2 separate regions of the Mus musculus genome follow, and region 1 is linked to region 2. A link is a loop called in an ENCODE intact Hi-C map of the cell type or tissue named here. Cell type or tissue: left cerebral cortex. All regions are shown on one strand. Region 1 overlaps Pde7a (phosphodiesterase 7A). Region 2 has its middle 33 kb from the start of Gm42188.

Region 1 (5,000 bases), 100 kb after region 2:
TATATTCAAAACTAGTTATCATTTCAGTTCATTTTGACTTCAGTATTAGAGTGCAGTTCATAGTAGGAAATTAATAAATATTTAAGGGAATGAATAGATGAGAGTACCTCAGACTAAGTTGAGTATCAATTTTAAACATGAAACAGTGGTACAATATGTACAGTAATGGCTCATTTATCCAAAATTTGGTTTCAAACATGTAATTGTAGACTAAAAATGACCCAGACAACGTGCAGAAAAATACTGCGCAGATAGCAAAGGCACATGGTACCAGATCACAGAAGCCTGGCCACCCAAGTCCAGTCCTCAGGCACCATATAAAGGCAGTAGAACTGCTTCCATGGTTCTCCTCCAGCCTCCACATGTTAGCTGTAGTATCAAGTCTCAGTCTCTCTCTTTCTCTCTCTCTCTCTCTCTCTCTCTCTCTCTCTCTCTCTCTCACACACACACACACACACAGTCACAATAATAAAACTTAAAACAAGACTCTAAGCAACCAACATAGATCTGGGCATCATCTCAGAGCCAACGAGGCTGAGCAAACTTTTCTAAGCAGCAGGTAATCTGAAATGGAATTACAAGCAGCTATAGGTCATTCACCCTGTAGAAGTGCTAGTTGACAGCTGACATACCACAAGGGAGAGATGGGAAACAAAGTCTCACAAGCTAGCATGATTTTTAAAGGTACTGTAGGGTAGCTTAGGGACTTGAGTATTGTGTAACAAAGTGACTATTTGTTAAAAAATGCTGCATAGAGTCAGATTTTCCAAGATAAAAGATTTATTCTGTTAAAAAAAAAATCTGTGTGGCAGTTAATGTTTTTGTTCAAATGGTAAAGCGTACCTGGTGAAAACCTCTGCAACACTTTTTTAGACATTGACATTGGATCTTAAACCAGTCATATGATACTTTTCAAAGAGCTGTTAGGAGATTCTGAATTACTTGACCAATGAGATTAATAAATGAAACCTATTTGTTGCCGTTTTGAATGCCTGTTACATAGAGGAGTTTAAACATTAGTCTTTCAGAACAAAGTTCATATTTGAAAAAAAAAGGGTATAACTTGTACTGTCTTCACCGTTGATGTTTCATATATTTATGATTCAGTAAATGTGAAAATTGAGGTAATGTGTTAGATTTGGAGGAAGTTAGCGTTATTTGGGAGAAGAGAACCCCCTTTGAGAGAGTACCCCCGCCAGATTAGCCTGTGGGCAGTCTGTGGTGCACTCTTTTTGATTGATGATACATGAGGAAGGGCCCTGTTCACTCTAGGTGGTGCCACTCTTGGACTGATGGTTCTGAGTACTGTTAGGAAGCAGGCTGAGCAAGCCATGAGAATAAGCCAGTAAGCAGCACTCCTCCATGGCCTGTGCAGGTATTCCCGCCTCCGTGCTCTGGCCCAGCCTCCCTGGATGGAGAACTACAAATCAGGTTGCTCTGATCATGTGTTTTATCATAGCAATAGAAAAGATAGAGGTATAGAAACACATTTCATTTGGGTTAGTAATTTGAGGTTTAATTTTTACATCATAAAAGTGTAAGTGTTTTTACTGGACAAAATATTATTTTAGTGAATAAAGTATTAGGATACAGAATATGGATGCAAGCTATTACATATAGTCTCATTTTGTTGTACCAGCTGGTCTAGAACTTACTGTGTGCTTGAAACTGTCTTCACACCTGTAAGCTTTCTGGCTTTGTCTTCAGAACCCCAGGATGAATACCACAACAGCTCTTGTGCAGTGTCGCTCCTCCTCCCCGCCCCGGGTTGGGTTGTTTGAGACAAGGTCTCAGGTAGCCAGCCTAATCTTGAACTTACTGTATAGCTGAGGAGTTTGAACTTATGTTTCTCCTGCTTTTATTTCTGAAGTTCTGGAATTGCAGTAATGCAACACTGTGTGAGAATGAGTTTTTCAAATATACTATTTCATACAAGGAAAAACCCACATAAACTCTTGTAAATACCGAACCCTAAGACTCCTTGTATTCTAAGGAAATTTTGTAGAAAATTTAAAGGATTCATAATTTAAAAGAAAAACAAACTACTTTGATCTTGGTGCCCTAACTTTTTTTCTCTCTCTCATTTTACCCTCATACCGATTGAGGGAAGAAAAATATCTGTGGGGTAGTTACTGAACTGGAGTTACTAAGTGTGATGACACACCTAGGATCCTGGAATAAACTGGGGTAACCCAGGGTAGCTGTTGACCTTTAACCCAAGGACTAAAGATTAAGTAGATGTTTCTAGACAAATTAGTAAATGTAGGGGAGAGGGGAGAATGGGTGCATTGTGTAGCGAGATCTGTACTCTGAACTCTCCAGTGTGATCACTGTGATAGCCACTAACTATGTAGGTGTAGTGGTGGTCAGTTGAAATATGGGTATGACTCAAGCCATGAAATTATAGTTGAGTTTGAGTAAAACAACTGCAAAGCAAGTGCAAAGCAAAGCAACAGCAAATCTTTGTTTACTGATCGTTAGCGAGAGTCAGGTTGATGGATCAGCAGCGCATTCTTCACATGTTGCACATTTTCTGTCAAGCTTTAGGTGGTGTACATAAGATTCGATTTAATGGATGCCTTCGTGCCTGCTAGATAAAGTCTTTGGAATCAATCACTAGCTCATGTCAGACAGTAAGAACATTGTTTTGGCTTTCTGTCCAGTTTCTGTCCTGTCATAGTACCAAGACAAATAGTCACAGTGCTTTAATCTCTCTTCATATGTCACCAGGCCTTATACGTATTTGTCCCTGTAGTAGATGGGCTGCGCCTGGGGAAGCAAGAGTGTGTGCTTTCTCAAGTGGTGTTTAAGGTATTTGCATTTTTATAGTGAAATGTCTTTTGCATATTTTGCAATCCTTTTTAACTACTCCTAATCCTGTATCACTTTGTAAGTGTGCATTATGCAAAATTTTTGTTAACATTCACTCTTCACAAAGCTACCCATGAATTGTGATAGGGACAGTAGGCACTCAGTTTGTAAGGGACTTGTTCTGCCACTTTTGTAGTTGACGAAGGGTTCAGCTGCTCCATGGCCCCACCTACTGGTAGAGATGGACCTTAGTTTTTCAGAAGATAACGGCTAACTTGGTAACTTGAGTTTCAGCAAAGTCTCAAAGGTTTGAATGGTTTGAACCATTAAAGGTACTTGGCAAACGGTGCTTAATAAAGAAGCATTGCCCTTGCTTCAATAATAAAAATAATAATTACTGTTCATTTCGGAGTAACACCTACATGTTTGTTTGGTTTTTTTATTTTAGCTGATGCTTTTAATCTTTATAAATAGTCTCTGTAAAATAAGTGGCATTGCTCCTATTTGTGCCCAGTAGTAATAGAGCTCTGGGCCGTTAAGTACTTTGATGGGCATCTTTGTTCCAATTGCCTTTTACTAATTGACCTGCTTCACCTATGAAGGTAAGGACTGTAGTCGGAAGTTCAGGTTCATGGATTATGTATGAATTTTGATGGCCTATGAGAATGAATAAAAAAAATGAATGAAACACATTGGATCACTCTGGGCTTTTTTTTTTTTTTTTTTTTTGGTTTTTCGAGAGAGGGTTTCTCTGTGTAGCCCTGGCTGTCCTGGAACTCACTTTGTAGACCAGGCTGGCCTCGAACTCAGATATTCACCTGCTTCTGCCTCCCGAGTGCTGGGATTGAAGGTGTGTGCCACCACGCCCGGCACTCTGGGCTTTTCAGAGCACATGGGAAGTATGTCATTCTAGAGGCTGTATTTTTTTGTTTTTTATTTTTTGAGGCCTTAGGGAAAGATCATCAAACAACTTTATTGTAAAACATCCACTATTTATTAGCAGTTTTTTTTTTTTTCTAAAAACACGAACATGAGAATTGAGCGTGGCACCCAGAGTGACTCGTCCCTGCAAGACGGTGGAAGCTATGGGGCTTTTCGTTCACCCCAAGTAAGTCTCAGCTTCCTCACTCACTCCCGGGCTCCAGCACTACGTCTAACAAGGAAAGGAAACCACTAAGATCCCCAAGCATGAGAAAGTCACGACAACCTTAAGGCCACTGGTGCTAACTGCCACACGTTCCAGTCTGTAACTCAAGCATATCTGAATCCACCGTCAAACAGCTGCTCCCGCTGACCCTCGCTGTCCTGACCAGCTAGCCTCCAGCCCGGCCTCTGCACAGCACAGAGCCCCAGCTCTAACATCCACACGCAGTGTTTGTGCTCAGTGTAAAGCTTTGTTCAGGGCAGCCCACATCACTGCAGTGTCTGCTGGGGGCCACACCCTTCACAGGCTGGTCAAAGGTGACACTGTTACTCTTAGGATGGCTGGTTTTAACTTCAGATTTACAATTTTCTTTTTTATAAATAGAGGGTTGTATTTATGGAATAGTATCTGAGTTATAATCTATTGTGTGTCTCTTCAGGATGCCACTAAATTAAATAAATGCTTATAAAGTTAGTGCCTTTACTTGCGAATTTACTTTCAGGACTCTAACCTGAGTTATTAGAATTAGAAATGTTGGTAAAGATGAACTGTTAAGGATAGATATCCCATTATTTGTCATTATGAAAAATTAGGAATAACAATTTCTCATGGCTAAGTTCAATTTTATTGTTATAGAATATGGTAATTAAATCATTTTTATTTTATACAGCTATTTAAACACTTTGAAGAACTGAAGGTGTAAAGCATACAGCAAAAATACATTTAGTATTTTTAGTATATTTAGTATTTTTTCCTAATTTTCTAATGTTGTAGTTACTAAATGCATTAAAGAACATTTAATTGTATGGGTAAAATGCTTAAAACATAATTAAGTGGAGAAAATCTGAGCTAACCTAGAATTTTCCAATTAACCTAAAAGTTAAAAGAGAAAAGCCCTCATAATGTATAAAGCTATCACTCACTCACACACACAAGCTTGCATAAAGACAAAGCTAGGTATCGCTCCAGATGCTAACACTGTCTCAGGATGATGGACTTTTAAGTAATTTCTATTTTTTTACTTAGAAGTTTACATATTCAGTTT
Region 2 (5,000 bases):
AGCTGTCTTCAGACATACCAGAAGCGGGCAACAGATCTCATTACAGATGGTTGTGAGTCACCATATGGTTGCTGGGATTTGAACTCAGGACCACTGGAAGAGCAGTCAGTGTTCTTAACCACTGAGCCATCTCTCCAGCCTGGGATGGGTCATTGTTCTGCTCTTCCATGCCAATGGTCTTATAAGCAAATTATAAAAAGCACAGATAACAATCTGACAAAATAAAACTTCTCATCAAATAGAGATGACAGGCTTCTCTGCAATTCAAGGTTCATGTTTATAGAGCATGTTAGCCACTATGTACATAGCAATGCCTTAACAAAGAGAAATGACTGATGAGGCCGATAGCTGGTGTCCCAGAGTTCATAGTTTTGGTGTACTTACATGAAATTCAATCCATGAAAAATCTGCCTCCCCAATTCATGTCTTTCCCAAAACTTCAGAACATAACTATTTGAGGGAGGGGGTCTTTATACAGTTAGTTAAGATAAAGCCACACTGTTGCAGGAAAACCTAAATCAAATCTGTCTATATTGGCCTTATAACAAGATGCAAAGAGGTGGAGACACACACAGAGGAAAGATGATGTGGAGGCATGAGACACAAGGGGAGCACTGTGTAATGACCAAAGCAAAGGCTGCATGGTGCATCAGCAAGCCAGGCTCTACAGAGGATTGCTGATAACACTAGCCACCAAGGGAAAGCTACAGAACAGTCTCTCTTGAAGCTACACAGAGAACATGGCTCTGCCAACTCCCAAACCCCCGCAGCTGCTAAGCCAGACAGACCACATTCTGACCACTTGGACGCCACAGCAGCCTTTGCAAACCCTACCTCTTGTCTTGTCAATCATTTCCACTAAATACACATTTTGCCCCACTGCCTTCAGGACAAATCCCCAACTTACTCTAGAACTCCTTGTCCACTCATGCTTGGTTTCTGCTGATACCTTTTCAGCCATTAATTCTTTGTTCCTTTAACTCCCCATGTCTGGAACATTATTTGTCTTCTGTTTTCCCCCACACCCTTCTGGCTAATGCTGTTTCTTCTTGGCTTAGACATTTCTTCTAAAGGCTCTCTCTCTCTCTCTCTCTCTCTCTCTCTCTCTCTCTCTCTCTCTCTCTCTCTCCTTTTTTTACACCGCTCTGTTGCAATTGCTTGTTTATTTGTATAACATGCAGGAATTTTACCCTTCATTACTCAGGTGCAAAAAGAAAAAAAGTCACATTCCATTATTTCTAAAATTAAAACTAAATGTATTCCTCCGTCTCACCCTCTTGACTCAAAAGAATTTAATCCATGGGTCCCCTCCCTGTCTCACCCTTAATAAGATCATCCAAGAAGTCTGAATTCATGAAGTACCCAAAACAACTATGATGCTGTAGTTACATGCTGACCTACTGAGTTCTAGGAGCAGGATGTAATGAGGCAGCACAGCACAGCACAGCCCTACTCCGTACCATCTAGATGTGACTCAGAGATGCCTTGCAGCTGCTCAGAGACCCAGCATGTACTGACCAGTAAGGATTAACTTTTAAGAGGACTGTCTGGCAAGTAACTCCAGGATTGACAGTCCAAGCACTCAGATTTAAAGTCACCCCTGGGAACTAAAAGGCCCAGTGACCCTTTTGTTGTATGTTCTGTAGTCTTCCAGGGACTGTCACTCTCTGTCACTGGGGTTTGGACTTGAGGCTACTTTTGAAAATGGCATGTAATAGTAAATCATAATCAAGTCAATTGAGAGGCTAGGACGTAGCTCAGAGATAGTTTGTGTGGCATGTTGGAGGATCTGGATTCTTCTCTAGCATCACAAAATCCATAATAAATATAACCAACTAAAAAAAAAATAACACTGGAGAGATGTATCCCTGAGTTAAATCCACTTGCTACTCTTCCAAGGGACCCAGGTTTGCGTCCCCTCACCCACATAGTGGCCCACAACTCTCTCTAACTACAGGTACAGGAGATCTAACTCCCTCTTTTGCCCTCTACAACCACCAGGCACACATATAGTACATACGGCAAGAGAGCCATACACATAAAATTAAAATAATATTACAGACAAAGCTAAGATCCATTGACCAACCAAGGAGTACCTAAATTAATTCAGGAAACTTGCATCCCAATAGAGATGGTTAAAGGAAAGGGCACACCAGTGGGTTCTCAGCCACTGGAAATCGACTTCACTATGGAATTAACAGAGCATTATCAAAGAGGGAGCTGCTGGGAACTGCCTCAAGAAACGTATCCCCTGACAATCTTACATCACAAAATCCACCCACTAACTACCTACCTCCCTATTGGCATCCCATGGAAAGCAGCTCCTCCGACACCTACCCCTGCCACACACACAGACACCTGTAAAAAATGGCACATTATTGCCACAGACACATGAAAAGAGGGATGCCTTCTGTGGACAAGGACTACGACAGGAATTCAGGTAAATGTTCAACCCTGTAGCTTCAGCACAGCCACGACGAACCAACTGCTATCAACAAAGCCCTACAGAAAAACGTGACTCTCCCTTCTCAGGAGAGCCTAAAAGCTGCTCACTAAAGCGCATGCCCAAGCTGCTAAGCAGGCAGGAATCCTGTGAGCAATGCTTTTTGGCTTTATTGTCAGATAACCAAAGCTGTTAGACAGAACACCCTCTGTCTGCCCTATTCCAACGGCATATTTCACTTTTTAGTTACAAAAACGTGGTTTTAAATAAGAATGTTATGCAAGGGATGGAGTAGTGGGGGCCTTAGTGGAAGACGGCTTCCACTAACCACAACACACCACGAGTTCTTGGAACCTGCTGCTCCCTTCATATTTGGCACTAAGTGGCTCATTGTCCTTGTCTAGACAAGTGCTACAGGCTGCGTAAATGGTGAATGACTGCACAAAGCCTCTATTCATCCAGAATGGGAACGTGTTAATGTGCTGCCTTTTCAAGCCCAAGGGGTTTGCCGAGAAAGAACAATTTACAGCTACTTTGGTTTTAAATTAATATTTACTTAATGTTGGAGATTTTAAACCTAGCATCCTCACATTTTATGTGCAATTAACAAACAATGCTCTTCTCCTTAAGGTTCTAATGAAGTATGAATGACTAGTTATTCTTTTACTAACATTTGGCTAATTCACACTAAACAGGTAAAATGCTTTACAATAATCAAATAATCATTCTTACTTACAAACAATTAGTTCCTCCACGTTATTAAGTCATTTATTCCAATCTTTTAAATAGATTTGCAAATTTCATGTATTTAACATTTTATTTTAGGATCGAAATGTTTTCATGGTATGGTATAAGGAAAATGACCTGGTAACTGACTAATTGGATATGTAGCAAGAGACAGACACAGTTATGAGTTGAATACATTCATAGATATTTATTTATAAACATATACATATGTAGAGAGAGCTCTTAAGCTATCTTAAAACTTTAAAACTAGGAACTCTAACATAATAATGTAGCAAAAATCACAAGATTAATGCATCCGATCCTCCTAGGAGTTACACTTTAACAAACAAATATGACAGCTATCTCCTCTATCTTACCCAGAGGAAGTACTGGTGGGCTGGTTGAATTTATTATATTTAAATTTAATTGGAAAATTCCATATTATTGAGGTACTGGTTTCCTGAACAAAAGTGGAGTTAAACATGCAGGCAAGTTGACTGGCCTGTGCTGCCTATGACTTGTGATCATGAGACAATCTGTATCAGTCAGATGTTCAATAGATGAAGGCCCTGGAGACACGTGCTTACAAAAGGAAGCAGCAAGCCAGAGAGAGTCTACATCTACATGTCACTGGTGGATTCAGTTTTATACTAGTTGCCCCTTGGTTTTGCTTTTTTCCCTGCAAGTTTGCCCCCTGACTCCTTCCTCCTCCCTCTGGTGAGCTGAACTAATCTTATGATTGCATGACTGAGTCTTCATTGTACTGAGACCTTTCTCAGAGCGTGCACTCATACCCTCTTAATATCATCCTCTGCTCACTAAGCCTCCTGCTCTTCCTCAGACGTCTGTAAGCACAGTGTAAAAGCTGTTCTGCTGGCAAATGCTACTTACATTACCTGCTTAGTACTCTCCGGAACCTCTCAATACTTGCAGACAGATTAGAGTTAAGAACTTAGAAACTGTGCTACTGATGACATGAGGACCTTGAGCTGTGTGACTTAAGGTATAATGTGAAAGCTAAAACAAATAAAGAATCCTAAGACAACAACAGACCTTGAATATCTAAACCAACGTTGTTCAGGTTTCCTGTCCAGGTCTCTAAACACAATTAAATCAGGAAAACATGAGATAAATAAATAAGTATACATGCAAATATACATATATATTAATACATTTCATTAAATTGAGGATCTATCACTTTGAGAAAAAATGGTTTGATTCAGTAAATACTCAGAATTGGCAATCACCATCATTTTAAAAGGTAAGAGACATAACAGCCAGGCCCATGACAGCTCACACCTGTAGTCCCAGCACCTAGACACAAAAAATTTAATTTGGTGCCAGGCTAGAATAATAGCAGGTTCAAGGCCATTCTGGAAAGACAGAAACAGTAGAGGAGGAAGGAGCAGGGAGGGATAGAGAAGAGGAGGCAGAGACAGAATTGGAATAAAGTGTAATTATTCCCCCAGTGTTCAGAGTAGGCCAAATTTGAATCTCTGTCATTTGATTTATAAAATTATACCATCTACTGTGACTACTACTATCATCATGCATCAGAGTTTCTGCCAGAGAGTACCTGAGATGCTCAAACACTTGTACAACACCACTGATCTCTAATGAGACCAGAGTTCCCCAACGAGGTGTGTCAGAAGCATGCTTGTGCTAAAAGCACCAAGACATTGTATCGCATCTTAATTCTATTTTTAATTATACCACGAATATATATTCATTAAAGAGAACCTGGGGGCTGGCAAGATGGCTGAGCTGGTAAAGGCCATTTATTGGCAGCATGAGTTTAATGCCTAGAACCTATGTAAAAGTGATGGAGAAA

The links. Hi-C counts contacts between places; a loop is a spot of excess contacts. Peaks named below come from ENCODE experiments on the same cell type or tissue, not always from the same donor. Only the 100,000 strongest peaks of a DNase experiment are listed, where the experiment ranks them.
Region 1: it touches region 2 in a loop (2.1-fold over the local background); 1 of 42 quality-filtered maps calls a loop at or near these places.

Annotation. Positions count from the first base shown.
Region 1 is chr3:19,303,633-19,308,632 of GRCm38, reverse strand. All of the region lies in intron 1 of Pde7a (phosphodiesterase 7A), which reads left to right. Among named protein-coding and RNA genes, the nearest start is that of Pde7a, 5.2 kb to the left of the region's middle. In left cerebral cortex, a CTCF peak has its summit at 3,034 (motif pointing left); a DNase peak (open chromatin) is centred at 3,028.
Region 2 is chr3:19,404,267-19,409,266 of GRCm38, reverse strand. No RefSeq gene overlaps it. Among named protein-coding and RNA genes, the nearest start is that of Gm42188, 33 kb to the right of the region's middle. In left cerebral cortex, no CTCF peak of the experiment used is centred here; a DNase peak (open chromatin) is centred at 2,634; H3K4me3 peaks cover 579 bases.